2 separate regions of the Homo sapiens genome follow, and region 2 is linked to region 1. A link is a contact called in ENCODE Hi-C or POLR2A ChIA-PET data. All regions are on one chromosome and are shown on one strand. Each heading gives the region's core, a stretch centred on a gene start or an enhancer-like site at or near the end of the contact. The rest is flanking DNA. Distances are from core to core; before and after follow the strand shown. Region 1 holds the start of ZNF780A (zinc finger protein 780A). Region 2 has its middle 46 kb from the start of MAP3K10.

Region 1 (6,552 bases), core at 2,781-5,280:
TCCTGCTGCCAGGGTCCACAGCAAAGTTGGTGTTCACTTTATTCATCCTCTAACACGGAGGGTATCTCACCACACTATAATTTCTGGGCTGGGCTTGGGAGAGTGATGGACTAGGTAATGCAAAACGCTCCTTCTTAGCCTCTTTAATGTATCTTTTCCTGTTTCTGTGCTACAGCAAGGTGCTCTAATCTCTTACTTGGATACTTTAGCTCTTGTGAAAGTTTGTTCATGAGTAAACAGATGTTTAAATTGATGTGAGGGCTAAGTGCTGGAAAGTCCCATTCTCCAATCTTGCTGACATCACTCCTCTTAAGATTTTCTATTTCTTCTTGAATCAGTGACAGTTTGTGTAAAGAATTGTTCCTCATCACACACTGGGGCCTGTCGGGGGTGGGGGACTAGAGGAGGGATAGCATTAGGAGAAATACCTAATGTAGATGACAGGTTGATAGGTGCAGCAAACCACCATGGCACGTGTATACCTATGTAACAAACCTGCACATTCTGCACATGTATCCCAGAACTTAAAAGTATAATAATAAATAAATATTGCAAAAAAAGAATTGTTCCTTTCCATTTAGTTTATTTTGTTGGCATACAATTGTTTATAATATTCTTCTATAATCATTTTCATTTCTGTAAGGTTAGTAATGTCTCCACTTTCACCTCTGACTTTAGTAATTTGAGTCTTTTCTATTTTTTTCTCAGTCAATCCAGCTAAGATTTTGCTACTTCTTTTGATCTTTTCAAAGAACCACTTTTAATTTTGTAATTTTTCTGTATTATTTTTCTATTCTCTATTTAACTCCACTCTTATTTTTATTATTTCCTTCCTTTCTTGTCTTCTATTTATTTATTGTTTTGCTATTTTTCATGTTCTAATTCCTAAAGTTGTACAGTTAGGTTGTTGATTTGACATCTTTCTTCTTTTATATAGGCATGTAGAGCTATAAATTTTTCTCTTAGTAATAAGCATATCATAAACTTTGGTAACATGTGTTTTTATTTGTATTTATCTAAAATATTTTCTAAATTTTTGTATTCATTCTTTAATCCTTTGGTTGTTTAAGATTGTGTTGATTTGGCACAAGACAAAGATGTCTTCTCTTACCACTCCTATTCAACATAGAAATTCAACTGAATTTCAGTTATCAGAACTGGCCAACATGAAGACAATGGGATTTAGTCCTACAAATTAAGAAAGAAACTGAATGAATTAAGTCATGAAATATCAGATGGCATACAGGATTTAATTTTGAAATTCTTCAATTTTACTGAGGAATTTCTTCAGCTATGGGAATAGTCTTTTGATGATGCTCCAATTTTTAACTGGATCAATTTGCAATTTGTGTCAGAATGGAGCGCAGTTGAGAAGCCTTATGTTACTGCAGCATCTAAATTTGGCTTAACATTCAAAGGAATCATAAATAGAACCAATATGTTTGCCTTGTAAAGATAATTATCAAAGAAATGTACCCTTCTTAGGGTACAAAAAAGAGATGGCAAAAAAAGAGATGTACCTTGAAGGCAAGATACATTAACTACAAGAATATGAACTGCAATCTAATTTTTCCATATTCAATATTCACAATACTTGTGAGGATATCTTCCATTTCATTGGATATATTCTGAGACTTCTGGTTACCTTAGTATATACAGAGTATATATCTCAGTTTAAAAAGTATGGTGTTCAGAGAAGAGTCATTTGAAGGTAGCTATAATTTTGAGTTTATTAAACATAAAGTCCAACATTGAAGATTGCATAAAATTTTATCAAAATTTAAAAATAATAGACCACATTGAAAGAAAATACTTAAAAAGAATGGTGATATTGGTTAGGAAATCGATTAAAGTATCAGAATATACTTAAATATAATTATTCTCCGCTTTATTCTAATGTTTAGTCAACATAAATAGCTTAAAAATTTTTTTCCTTACTACAAAATTGTTATTTTGCTTTAACGTATATATGTTATTGTTTCACCCTTTAGGATATAACAGAATATTATAATTAATACAGGAATTTTTCAAACATTACATAATTTCAATTACCTTAGTATTCATACCTTTTCGAATTTGTACTACTTTGGACAATATATTATATATTCAGCTATTATTGAGTTCTAATTTAATTCCATTTTTGTCAAAGAATATGCTTTGTATGACTCGAATCCTCTTACATTTATTGAGACTTGTTTTATGGCCCAGAATATGGCCTATACTGGTAAGTATCCCCTGTCCACATAGATGAATTTTACTGTCATTGAGGAGAGTGTTCTCAAATATAAATGAGATCAAGTAAGTTGATATGTAGCTCAAATCTGCTATACCCTGTTGCTTTTCTGTGTTTGTTCTATCAATTACCAAGAGAGATATATTGAAATATCTGACTATAATTGTGGATCTGTCTCCTTTTCGATCTAATAGATTTTTCTTCCCATACTTAGAAGCTTTGCTTTTAGGAGCAAAATTTATGTTTGTTTTTTTCTACTCGATGAGCTATCTCCTTTATCATTATTATGCCCTTCTTTATCTCTGGTAATAGTCTATGTCCGGAGTCTACTTTGTTTTTAATAAAGCCACTCCAGCTTTCTTTTGACTAGTGTTAGGATGGTGTATATTTTTCCATCCTTTTACTCTTAACCTTTTAGTGCTTTTCATTTAACATATTACCTGTAGGTAGCACCCATTTGGGTCTGACTTTTTGTTTATTTATTTATTTAATTATCTTTTTTTATTATACTTTAAGTTCTAGGGTACATGTGCACAAAGTGCAGGTTTGTTACATATGTATACATGTGCCATGTTGGTGTGCTGCACCCATTAACTCGTCATTTACATTAGGTATATCTTCTAATGCTATCCCTTCCCCCTCCCCCGACCCCACTATAGGCCCCGGTGTGTGATGTTCTCCACCCTGTGTCCAAGTGTTCTCATTGTTCAATTCTCACCTATGACTGAGAACATTTGGTGTTTGGTTTTCTGTCCTTGCGATAGTTTGCTCAGAATGATGGTTTCCAGCTTCATCCATGTCCCTACAAACGACATGAACTCATCCTTTTTATGGCTGCATAGTATTCCATGGTGTATATGTGCCACATTTTCTTAATCCAGTCTATCATTGATGCACATTTGGGTCTGACTTTTTAAAAAATCCAATCTGACAATCTTTTTAAATTAAGGTGTTTAGACCATTTACATTTAATGTGATTATTGATATGGTTGAGTTAATCATCTTATTTGTTTTCTGTCACAATTCTGGAATGAAAAGACGTTTTGCTCTTTATTATTACATGTTTCCTCCTTATGTAGCATAGGAAACTAGAAAAATGATTTTGAAAGTTAAATATTGTTAGACTACAACAGTGAAATCAGGCTCTTCCTAGGAAAAGCAAGCCCTTTTTTGCATTTGTTTATACTATTTTAACAAAGTGTTAATTATTCATCCTTCAAGATAAGGCAAGTAATTATCTGTGTATTTTTATCCGTTTCCATGTCGTCCTGAATCACGTTTTTCTCTCCAGATAACAGGAACATTGTCTCGAAGAATCCAGGACATTTGATTCTGAAATCTCCAATGTGAACCACACTTCCTCTCCTAGTATATAACCAACCAATTCTTTAGTTCAAGCTTTTCAAATTTATCCTAAGTCCCCTTCAAATAGCACAGAGAAGTGGAAGCCTATCGCTGGGGTCTGAGACAAAGGAGTTAAAGCACCTACATGTTGACATAATTTTACTTTAAATTCTTCTTTCTTCTTTAAAAGTTCTGCTCATTTGCATTCTCCATGGAGAGAAAAAGTAAATTATACTGACGCTCCGAGAGGGAAACGCTCTTCTCACATGGGGATCCTTGCTCATGGCAACAACCTGTGCACCCCGCGGGCTGGAACTCCCACGAATCCACTAGGCTCGGCTCCCTTAGGGGTCAGCCCCCATAGTATGCTGGGATCAACCTGAACGGATCACAGCTCAAGGCTTCTGAGGCTTTTTCTGTTCGGGACTGTATTTCCCAGCGGCCACCGCGCCAGTCCACTTCCGGTCTCCGGGGTCGACGACATAGCGGGGTAAGGTCTTCACGTCTGAGGAAGAGATCTGTGGCTGCGGGAGATCTCTGCGGATTGGGGCTCCAGCCTGACTGACCCGACAGTGCGGGTGGCCTAGGGGGAGGCGCTCAGAGTAGGAACCCGGGGGTGCAGACGGGATCTGCCGGATCCCCAGGCGTGTGTGTGCGCGGGTATCAGAGGAGGGGGATTGTGAGATCATGAGTGACGGAGGGGACTGTGAGTGTGTGCGTGAGGTTCTATGCACAGGCCCGGGAGGGCGTGTGGACGCAGCGCACTTTGCTGAGTGACACTGTGCCGGTGCCCCTAGGCTCCTGCTGCTTCCTCCCTCTTTCCGCTTCACAGCTGCGGGGACTGCAGCAGAGGAATGGCCCCAGTAGGGAGGTCAGATATTGAGCCGAGAATGAAGCTTTACACAAGAAAGCGCAGAAGTGCCCCCGAGTGTTCCCCAGGGGGGCAGCTACATGTTGAGAACCACAGCGTCCTCAGAGCTCTGTCCCCAGAAACCAGCTCCAAACTGGTTGTACTGGTTGAATCGATTCCTCTTCCTTTTACTTCCTTCCTATTTCGTGTGAAGTGAGGGAAATTGTGGCTATGGAGGGAGGGTGTTTTCAAACTTAGTCTGCGCTCCAAGAAATGCCTGGAGTCTCACGCTTGCCGTATCCTTCTCCAGTCGTATTTTTATCCAAAAGAAGGACCTGGAGGAGGATGAGAGCGTTACTGCTGCACACCTAAAGTCAAGGGTGAGTTTGTGCTTTGTATTTGTTCAAGACATGCGTTTTTGATTTTAGAATATTGAGATTTCCCCTTAAATTTTCAGTGAAACTAGGGGGATATGCAAATTGATTCGTGCCCCCTCCTTCACCTTTCCACTTAATAGTCACAAAACAATTTGGCAAATCGTTCACACCTTCCTGTGCGCTCTCTTTTTCGAAGCTGGTATAGAAATACACCTCCAGTAGTTAATATTAAAGCTCCATTTTAGACCCATATTTGGGAAGGAGGAGATTAGTGTTTAGGTGGAATCACACACTAGACATCAGTTGGTCTTTACAGACCTCCTTTTCAAAACAGGGAAGAATGGAGATGGTTGGATGATCTCCATTGCCTGTGAGGCATTCGGTAGTGGAAAAGTGACCGCACAGAAATTGGTATCAACAAGAGCCAGGATTTTTCCAGGGAGTCCATGAGATGATATTTGTAATACTTGCCAGATCTCTCTGAGGTTTGGCAGCTCCAGTTGTGTTTTAGGCGTGTGTGTGTGAGTGTGTGTGTGTGTGTGTGTGTGTGTACTGTGAGAGGCAGTACACTGTTGTGGTTAAGAATAGGGGAGTGGATCCAGAGTATCTGGGTTGGAATATTGGTTCTGTCATTAGAATGAATTAATATCGTAAAGCCCCTTAGAGCAGTGCTAGGCATATAATAATGTTTAATATGTTTTAACTGTTGTTTTTTGTGTAGTCATTTTAAGTCATTCCCCTTGACTCTCTACAGAACAGGAGCATTGGGAATATGTGATTCATTGCGACTGCTGGTTGTATATTAAGAAAATGAGTGAGGGGCTCAAATGATCTAGGACAGAAATTCTTTCTTTTTAAATCGACAGATATAATTGTATGTATTTATCATGTGCAACATGAAGTTTTATGGTATGTATACATTGTGGAATGACTAAATCTAGCTAATTAACAATGCATTACCTCACATAGTTATCATTTTTGTGGTGAGAACACTTAATATCCACCCTCCTAGCATTTTTCAAGACTACAGAATATTGTTATTAATTGGAGATACCCTGTTGTGTAATAGATCTCCTGAACTTATTTCTCTTATCTTCCTGAAATTTTGTATCCTTTGACCAACATTTCCCCAGTCAACACTGCCCTCCTTCCTCCCTCACCCACATTACCCCAGATCTGTAAATACGATTCTACTCTCCACTTCTATGATATCAACTTTTTTAGATTTGGCTGAAGAGTGAGATCATATGTCTTTCTGTGCTTGGCTTACTTCACTTAATATGATGTTCTCCAGGTTCATCCATGTTTTTGCAAATGACAGAATTTCCTGCTTTTTATGGCTAAATAGTATTCCCTTGTGTAAATATACCTGCATATATACCACATTTTCTTTATCCATTTATTCATTGTTAGACGCGTAGGTTGATGCCATATCTTGGCTATTGTGAATAATGCTGCAATAAACATGGGTATGCTGATATCTCTTTGACATACAGATTTCATTTCCTTTGGAGATATATTCCCAGTAGTGGGATGGCTGGATCATATGGTAGTTCTATTTCTAATTTTTTGAGGAACCTCCATACTGTTTTCCATAATGGCTGTGCCCATTTACATTCTCACCCACAGTGTGTAAGCGTTCCCCTTTTCTTGCCAATACTTGTTAACATTTGTCTTTCCAGTAGCCACCCTAACAGGTATGAGCTAATATCTTATTGCGGGTTTAATTTTCATTTCCCTGATGATTA
Region 2 (7,219 bases), core at 4,067-6,566, 53 kb before region 1:
AGTAGCTGGGATACAGCTGCGTGCTACCACGCCCGGCCAAGTTTTGTTTTTTTTGAGACAGAGTCTTGCTCTGTTGTCCAGGCTAGAGTGTGGTGACGTGATCTCGGCTCACTGCAACCTCCACCTCCCAGGTTCAAGCAATTCTGCTTTAGCCCCCTGACTAGATGGGATTACAGGCACCTGCCACCATGCCCGGCTAATTTTTTGTATTTTTAGTAGAGACAGGGTTTCACCATGTTGGCCAGGCTGGTCTTGAACTCCTGACCTCAAATGATTAACCTGCCTTGGCCTCCCAAAGTGCTGGAATTACAGGTGTGAGCCACTGCACCCTGTACCTCCACCACCTCCTGAGTACCTAGGACTACAGGAGCGTGCCACTACACCTGGCTATTTTTTTAATTTTCAATTTTTTTTTTTTTTGTAGAGAAGGGGATCTCACTATGTTGCCCAGGCTGGTCTCAAACTCCTGGTCTCAAGCCCCTCAGACTTCTGCCTCGGCTTCCCAAAGTGCTGGGGTTACCGGCTGGGATTTCAGAGCCCTGAAACATCCTTATAACAATATTATTGACTTATGATTATAAAAGTAATTCATGGTAGTTGTTGAACATTTGGAAACTACGCACCAAACAAAAACAAAAAACACCCAAGTGGAAAATAAAAATCATTGTTAATTTCATTCCGATTGAGACGAATTTAGTATGTCCAAGAAAAATGAGAATGAAAGATGACGGGGGATATCCCAGGATCCACAGAGCTGTGTCGTTGATCCCAGACTGTACTGTTTATGGGGTGGATCCTGCCAGCGTCCCTGTGGGGGCAGCCTTCACAAAGAGCAGGGCGCTGTGCTCTCCCTCCCACCCCACTCCCTATGCGTGGAAGGGCTGAAGGATGGGTTTCCCACAAGAGAGCAGCTACTCCTTCGGGAGGGTAGGAATCGGGGCGCGGGGAGAACGCAGCAAGCCCACGCTCCCTCCCAGACCTTGCCAGCTCTGCCTTGAAGTCTCCTCGGACTCCTCCAAACCTCTGCAGACTCCGAAGGTGTTGGTCGTTGGCCGAAGGGCGGAGGTGTAATTCTTCCAATCCTACCCTGTGCCAGGGCTCTGCGCCTGGGCGGAAGTGTAATTCTTCCAATCTCACCCTGCGCTGGGGCTCTGCGAAGCCCTGACCCTAGTCACCAAGGGTTTCCCACCAGTCCCAGGCAGCCCTGCAGGAGTCAGTTTTATAAGACCTAGACCCACAAGAGACGTCCTCCAAGCCCGCCTGTTAAAGGAGTCACTGTTTCTGAAGAGCCAGCTCTCAGTGATTTCACATCTGGGAGGCTCCAGGGTTTCAGGAAGTGTGAGTCATGATAGAAAGTTTGTGCAGATCTAAATTATACCGAGAAAGACAAGAATAAGACTGGGCATGCTTCCCTAATTTTTTTTTTTAAATCAGGGTGAGGTGGGGGCCCTGTGCCTTAAACTGGGGTTGTATAGGTTGTGCACTGCACAAATTTGTTTGACCCAGGAGGCATGTGGAGGCTGAAATGCAACCTGTGCCCTTTCACCAGCCACACATCCTGGTGTGGAGCTGTGTCTACCCAGAGGAAGGGAGGACAGCCTTTTCCTAATTTGCACAAAGGCATGTAACAGGGGAGCTCAAGGGTCCTGAACTGGCAGTTCCAGTAGCCTTCTCTGACTTCTGGCTGGACCTACGTCCTAAGTAGCACCCATAGGTCCACGTAAGGTCTGAGACCTGAAGAAATAAAACAGCCAACAGAATGGAATCAGACCACACTTTGAGACTGTGGTAGGCTGAATAATGTGGCCTCCAAAGTTTCCATGTCCTGGCTGGGTGCAGTGTCTCATGCCTGTAATGCCAGCAGTTGGGAGGTCGAGGTGGGAGAATCACTTGAGTCCAGGAGTTCAAGAGCAGCCTGGGCAACATAGTGAGATCCTGTCTCTACTAAATAAATAAATAAGTCATGTGTGGTGGCACGCATCTATGGTCTCAGCTACTTGGGAGGCTGAAGTGGGAGGATCACTTGAGCTTGGGAGTTTGAGGCTGCTGTGAACTGTGACCGCACCACTGCACTCCAGCCTGGGCAACAGAGGGAAACCCTGTCTCAAAAACAAAACACAACAAAAAAGTTTGGGCACGGTGACTCACACCTGTAAGCCCAGCACTTTGGGAGGCCGAGGCAGGCGGATCACCTGAGGTCAGGATTTCGAGACCAGCCTGGCCAACATGGTAAAACCCCATCTGTACTAAAAATACAAAAATTAGTCAGGCATGGTGGTGGGTGCCTGTAGTCCCAGCTACTTGGGAGGCTGAGGCACGAGAATTGCTTGAATCCGGGAGGAGGAGTTTGCAGTGAGCTGAAATTGCACCACTGCACTCCACCCTGGGCAGCAGAGTGAGACTCAGTCTCAAAAAAAACATGGCTGGGCACAGTGGCTCATGCCTGTAATCCCAGCATTTTGGGAGACCGAGGCAGACTTGAGGTCAGGAGTTTGAGACCAGCCTAGTCAACATGGTAAAACCCCATCTCTACTAAAAAACAAAAATTAGCTGGGTGTGGTGGCAGGTTCCTATAATTCCAGCTACTTGGGAGTCTGAGGCATGAGAATCCCTTGAACCCAGAGGTGGAGGTTGCAGTGAGCTGAGATTGTGCCACTGAGCTCCAGCCTGGGTGACAGGGGGAGACTTCATCTCAAACAACAACAACAACAAACAACAACAACAACAACAACAAAACAAAACCAAAAAACAAAAGAAAAGAAAAAGTTTCTCTTGCCCCACAAGGCTTGGCTAAGTATTAATAATAATTAAGAAGGTTTATACATCCTAATCCCTAGAACCTGTGAACGTTCCCTTATATGGCAAAATGGACTCTCAGATGTGATTAAGTTTGTTCAGTTGGGGAAATGATCCTGGGTTACCTGGGTGGGTCCTGAATAGAATCACAAAGATCCTTACAAGAGGGACACAGGAGAAGTTGGTCAGAGGGATGTCGATGTGACAATGGAAGCAAACATTAGAGGGATGCGGGTTTGTTTGTTTGTTTGTTTTTTGAGACGAAGTGCAGTGGTGTGATCTCAGCTCTTTGCAACCTCCGCCTCCTGGGTTCAAGCAATTCTCCTGCCTCAACCTCCTGAGTAGCTGGGATTGCAGGTGCTCACCATTACGTCTGGCTAATTTTTATATTTTTAGTGGAGATGGGGTTTTGTCATGTTGGCTAGGCTGGTCTTGAACTCCTGACCTCAGGTGATCCACCCGCCTTGGTCTTCCTAAGTGCTGGAATTACAGGCATGAGCCACCTCACCCAGCCGAGGGCCACTTTTGGAGAAGGAGGAGGGGGCCACGAGCCAGGGGATACGGGTGGCTAAAAAGACAAGGACATAAGGTCTTCCCTCAGTGCCTCCAGAAAGAATCAGCCCTGCCAACCACTTGACTTTAGCCCAGGGAAGCTGATTGCTGGCTTCTGACCTCCAGAACTGTAAGAGAATAAATCTGTGTTATTTCCTTTCTTTTCTCTTTCTTGTTTGCTTGCCCAGGGAAGCTGATTGTTGGCTTCTGACCTCCAGAACAGTAAGAGAATAAACTTCCTAACTTCCTTCCTTCCTTCCTTCCTTCCTTCCTTCCTTCCTTCCTTCCTTCCTTCCTCTCTTTCTCTCTCTCTCTCTCATTCTTTCTTTCGTCTCAAATCCCTGGGCTCAAGTGATCCACCCACCTCAGCCTCCCAAAGTGCTGGGATTATAGGTGCGAGCCACCTTGCCCAGCCAATCTGTGTTGATTTGGGGTTTGTGGGAGTTTTGCAGCATGGCCACTCAGTATGGAGTGCTTGGATCTGAGCTTCTCTGGTCCCTTGGCCTAGTAAGGCTCAAGATAGCTTTGCCCTGTCCTAAGTGTCTTACTTCTGTTAAAACAGTTTATTCTCATGACAACCTCTAGGAGGTAGGCATTGTCATATCTCAGTTTTATGTGTGTGGTCACAGAATCAGAGAGGTTAAGTGATTTGATTAAGGTCACGCAGCTAGTAAGTGAGGGAGCCAGAATATAAATCTAGACCATTTGAATCTGGATCAGAAGTTCTCCACGTTTGATCTCACTATAATCTTGTAAGTGAGCCGGGTGTGAAGGCTCACCTGGTACCTGTAATCCCAGCACCTTGGGAGGCCAAGGCAGGAGGATCACTTGAGCCCAGGAGTTCAAGGTTGCAGTGAGCCGAGATCACACCACTGCACTTCAGCCTGGCCAACAGAGTGAGACCCTGTCTTTAAAAAAAAAAAAAAAAAAAAAAAAAAAGGCCAGGCTTGGTGGCTCACGCCTGTAATCCCAGCACTTTGGGAGGCTGAGGTGGGTGGATCAACTAGGTCAGGAGTTTGAGACCAGCCTGGCAAACATGGTGAAACCCCGTCTCTACTAAAAATAAAAATTAGCCGGGCATGGTGGCATGTGCCTGTAATCCCATCTACTTGGGAGGATGAGGCTGGATAATTGCTTGAACCTGGGAGGTGGAGGTTGTAGTGAGCCGAGATCAAGCCACTGCACTCTAGCCTGGGTGACAGAGCAAGACTCCATCTCGGGAAAAAAAAAAAAAAATTCTTGCAAGTGGAGAGAGAATTGCAACCTTTGTGGCACCTTTAGACACTTCCAAAGCGTTTGTGTTTCATAGAGAATGCTTTTCTTTTTGATGTAAGTCTATTTCTTAACACATTAGAAAGAAAGAGAGTTTCCCGTGGAGGAGCTTTGTCATTGTCAGGAAATGCTGCATTTCAAGTGGTTTCACAGCTAGCATAACGTTGTAAAAGCAAAAATATATTCAAATTTATTTGACATTGCAGAGGCCCAAAATGGTGCTGATCAAGATGTCTGGTACAGTTCTTTTCACAGGGTGCTCTGATTTCATCAGCCAGCATTCCTAATTTAAAATAAGGAAAACAAAGGCAAAGTCCCCAGCTTCCCAAATCTGTACGATTATTCCTTTGTTTTCAATTCTGTGATGGAGATGATTTTTTTTTTCCCCTGAAGAAACGCAGATCTCCTTATTGGTGGATCTTTTTCTCTGCAAGAGGCTTTGCTTCTAATTTATTAGGTATTGATTCATATAATAAAAATCTTCCTTTTAAAAAACAAAGTACTACATTTCTTTGTTAAAAAAAAAAAAAAAACCCCAGGAAGTTCTTAAAATAGGAGTTCCTGAAATTCAGCGAAACACACAAATTGTGTTATTTTAAGGCAAGCCACTTGTAACCACATGTAAGTCAAGAAATAGAATTTGCCAGCTGTTCATAAGCCTCTCCACGTGCCCTAGCCCAGGCGCCCAGGCCCAGCCCCTCCCTTCTCTCTACCAAAATTAACCCTCAGCCTGACTTTTTTTTTTTTTTTTTTTTAAGATAGAGTCTCACTCTGTCATCCAGGCTGGAGTGAGGTGGCATGAGCTCGGCTCACTGCTACCTCCACTTCCCAGGTTCAAGTGATTCTCATGCCTCAGCCTCACCAGTAGCGAGATTACAGATGTGCACCACCACACTCAGGTAATTTTTTTGTATTTTTAGTAGAGATGGGGTTTCGCCATGTTGACCAGGCTGATCTTGAATTCCTGACCTCAGGTGATCCGCCCGCCTGGACCTCCCAAAGTGCTGGGATTACAGGCGTGAGCCACCGTGCCTGGCCAGCCTGACTTTTATAGCAATCATCTCTGTGTTTCTTTATAGTAATTAGTTATCCAAATGTGTGTCCATAGTTTAGTTTTGCCCTTTACAACTTCTAAAATGTTATTATTATGCCTCTTTTTTCTTATTCAGAGAATGTTGAATTCTCAAAGAAAAAAAGAGAATTTTGAATTGTAGTGACATCAGCATACGTTTTGAAGTATGTGAATATATATGCATATCTGAATATATATGTGCATATATAAAATTTTAAAATATCAATACTATCACTAGTAATATGATGACTAAATATAGTTTAAGATTTTCTTATGGTGCTTTTTTTTCCAGGAGGATATACCCCATTAGGGATTTATGTCAAATTAATATATCTTAAATTACTTTAAGACATTGTTTTAGCCTGGGCAACATAATGAGACCCCATCTCTATAAAAAGTAAAAAATTAGCTGGGCGTGGTCACACACGTCTGCAGTCCCAGCTACTCTGGAGGTTGAGGTGGGAGGATCGCTTGAGCCCAGGAAGTGGAGGCTGCAGTGAGCTGTGATCATACCACTGCACTCCATCCTGGGTGACAGAACAAGACCCTGTCTCAAGAAAACAAAAAACCAAAACCATTGTTTTGTGGGTGATTGAGTCCCAATCGCAAAAATTGTTTTGACATTCCATTTACTTGGAAAATATAAACCAATGAACATATGTATTCATTTTCCTCTCTATTGAGCAAAAGGTACATCCTGTTCATACCAATTTGCACCTTGGTTTTTTCACTTAACTACATCTTGGAGGTGACTATATATGTGTGTACACATGGGCCGGGTGTGGTGGCTCACGCCTGTAATCCCAGGACCTTTGGGAGGCTGAGGTGGGCGGATCACTTGAGGTCAGGAGTTCAAGACCAGCCTGGTAAAAATGACAAAACCCCATCTTTACTAAAAATACAAAAATTAGCAGGGCGTCATGGTACGTGCCTGTAGTCCCAGCTACTAGGGAGGTTGAGGCAGGAGAATGGCTTGTATCCTGGGAGGTGCAAGTTACAGTGAGCTGAGATCGTGCCATTGCACTCCAGCCTGGGCGGCAGAGCAAGACTGTCTCAAAACAAAACAAAACAAACAAATAGTCAAAAAAACAAAACAAAAAAACACGTGTGTACACACTTGTACATACACACACATCACATATATATGTAATCTTAATATATCTTATTTTCACAGCTGTACAGTGCTCTGTATTTGTGGATATAGCATAGTTGAATTAAGCAGCACCCTCTTCATGGCTATTGCAATAGTTTCCAGTTTTTTGCTATCATGCGTAGGGCTCCAGTGAAGAGGCACGTTCATATGAAGTTTCCTATTTCTGTCTGTGTCTTTGGACCTAATTCCTAGAAGTAGGATTGCTGAGTCAAAGGGCAAATTCACTAGATATTGCCAAATTCTCCTCCATGGAGGTTTTATCTTTTTATATTCCATCAGTAAAATGGAAGAGTCCCTGTTTCCCCACAGCGTTGCCAACAAGAGGGCTGTCCAACATTTGGATTTTTGCTAATCTGTTAGGTGAGAAATAGGAT

The links. Hi-C counts contacts between places; a loop is a spot of excess contacts on that map. ChIA-PET counts read pairs that join two places held with the same protein, here RNA polymerase II (POLR2A). Pooled maps may share reads with other maps.
Region 2: a pooled map shows a loop between it and region 1 (4-fold over the local background). The contact joins the enhancer-like site here to the promoter of ZNF780A in region 1. A Hi-C loop is called at or near these places in 2 of 168 maps with a recorded cell type or tissue (Panc1 and endothelial cell of hepatic sinusoid) and 6 of 50 pooled maps. POLR2A ChIA-PET finds 5 or more read pairs at or near these places in 7 of 52 experiments (CD4-positive, alpha-beta T cell, GM12878, HEK293 and 4 more).

The regions. Positions count from the first base shown.
Region 1 is chr19:40,088,421-40,094,972 of GRCh38, reverse strand. ZNF780A (zinc finger protein 780A) reads left to right here and starts at 4,030. Exons shown (of 6, transcript NM_001142578.2): 1 at 4,030-4,067; 2 at 4,738-4,807. RefSeq lists enhancers at 239-328, 3,756-4,297 and a silencer at 3,879-4,208.
Region 2 is chr19:40,141,893-40,149,111 of GRCh38, reverse strand. No RefSeq gene overlaps it. Among named protein-coding and RNA genes, the nearest start is that of MAP3K10, 46 kb to the left of the region's middle. RefSeq lists enhancers at 1,116-1,410, 3,790-3,839, 4,460-4,609. Within about 2 kb of position 5,316, at least 7 of the 41 ENCODE cell types and tissues checked have a DNase peak (open chromatin) inside an H3K27ac peak, as active enhancers do; they include GM12878, where a contact is called at or near this core.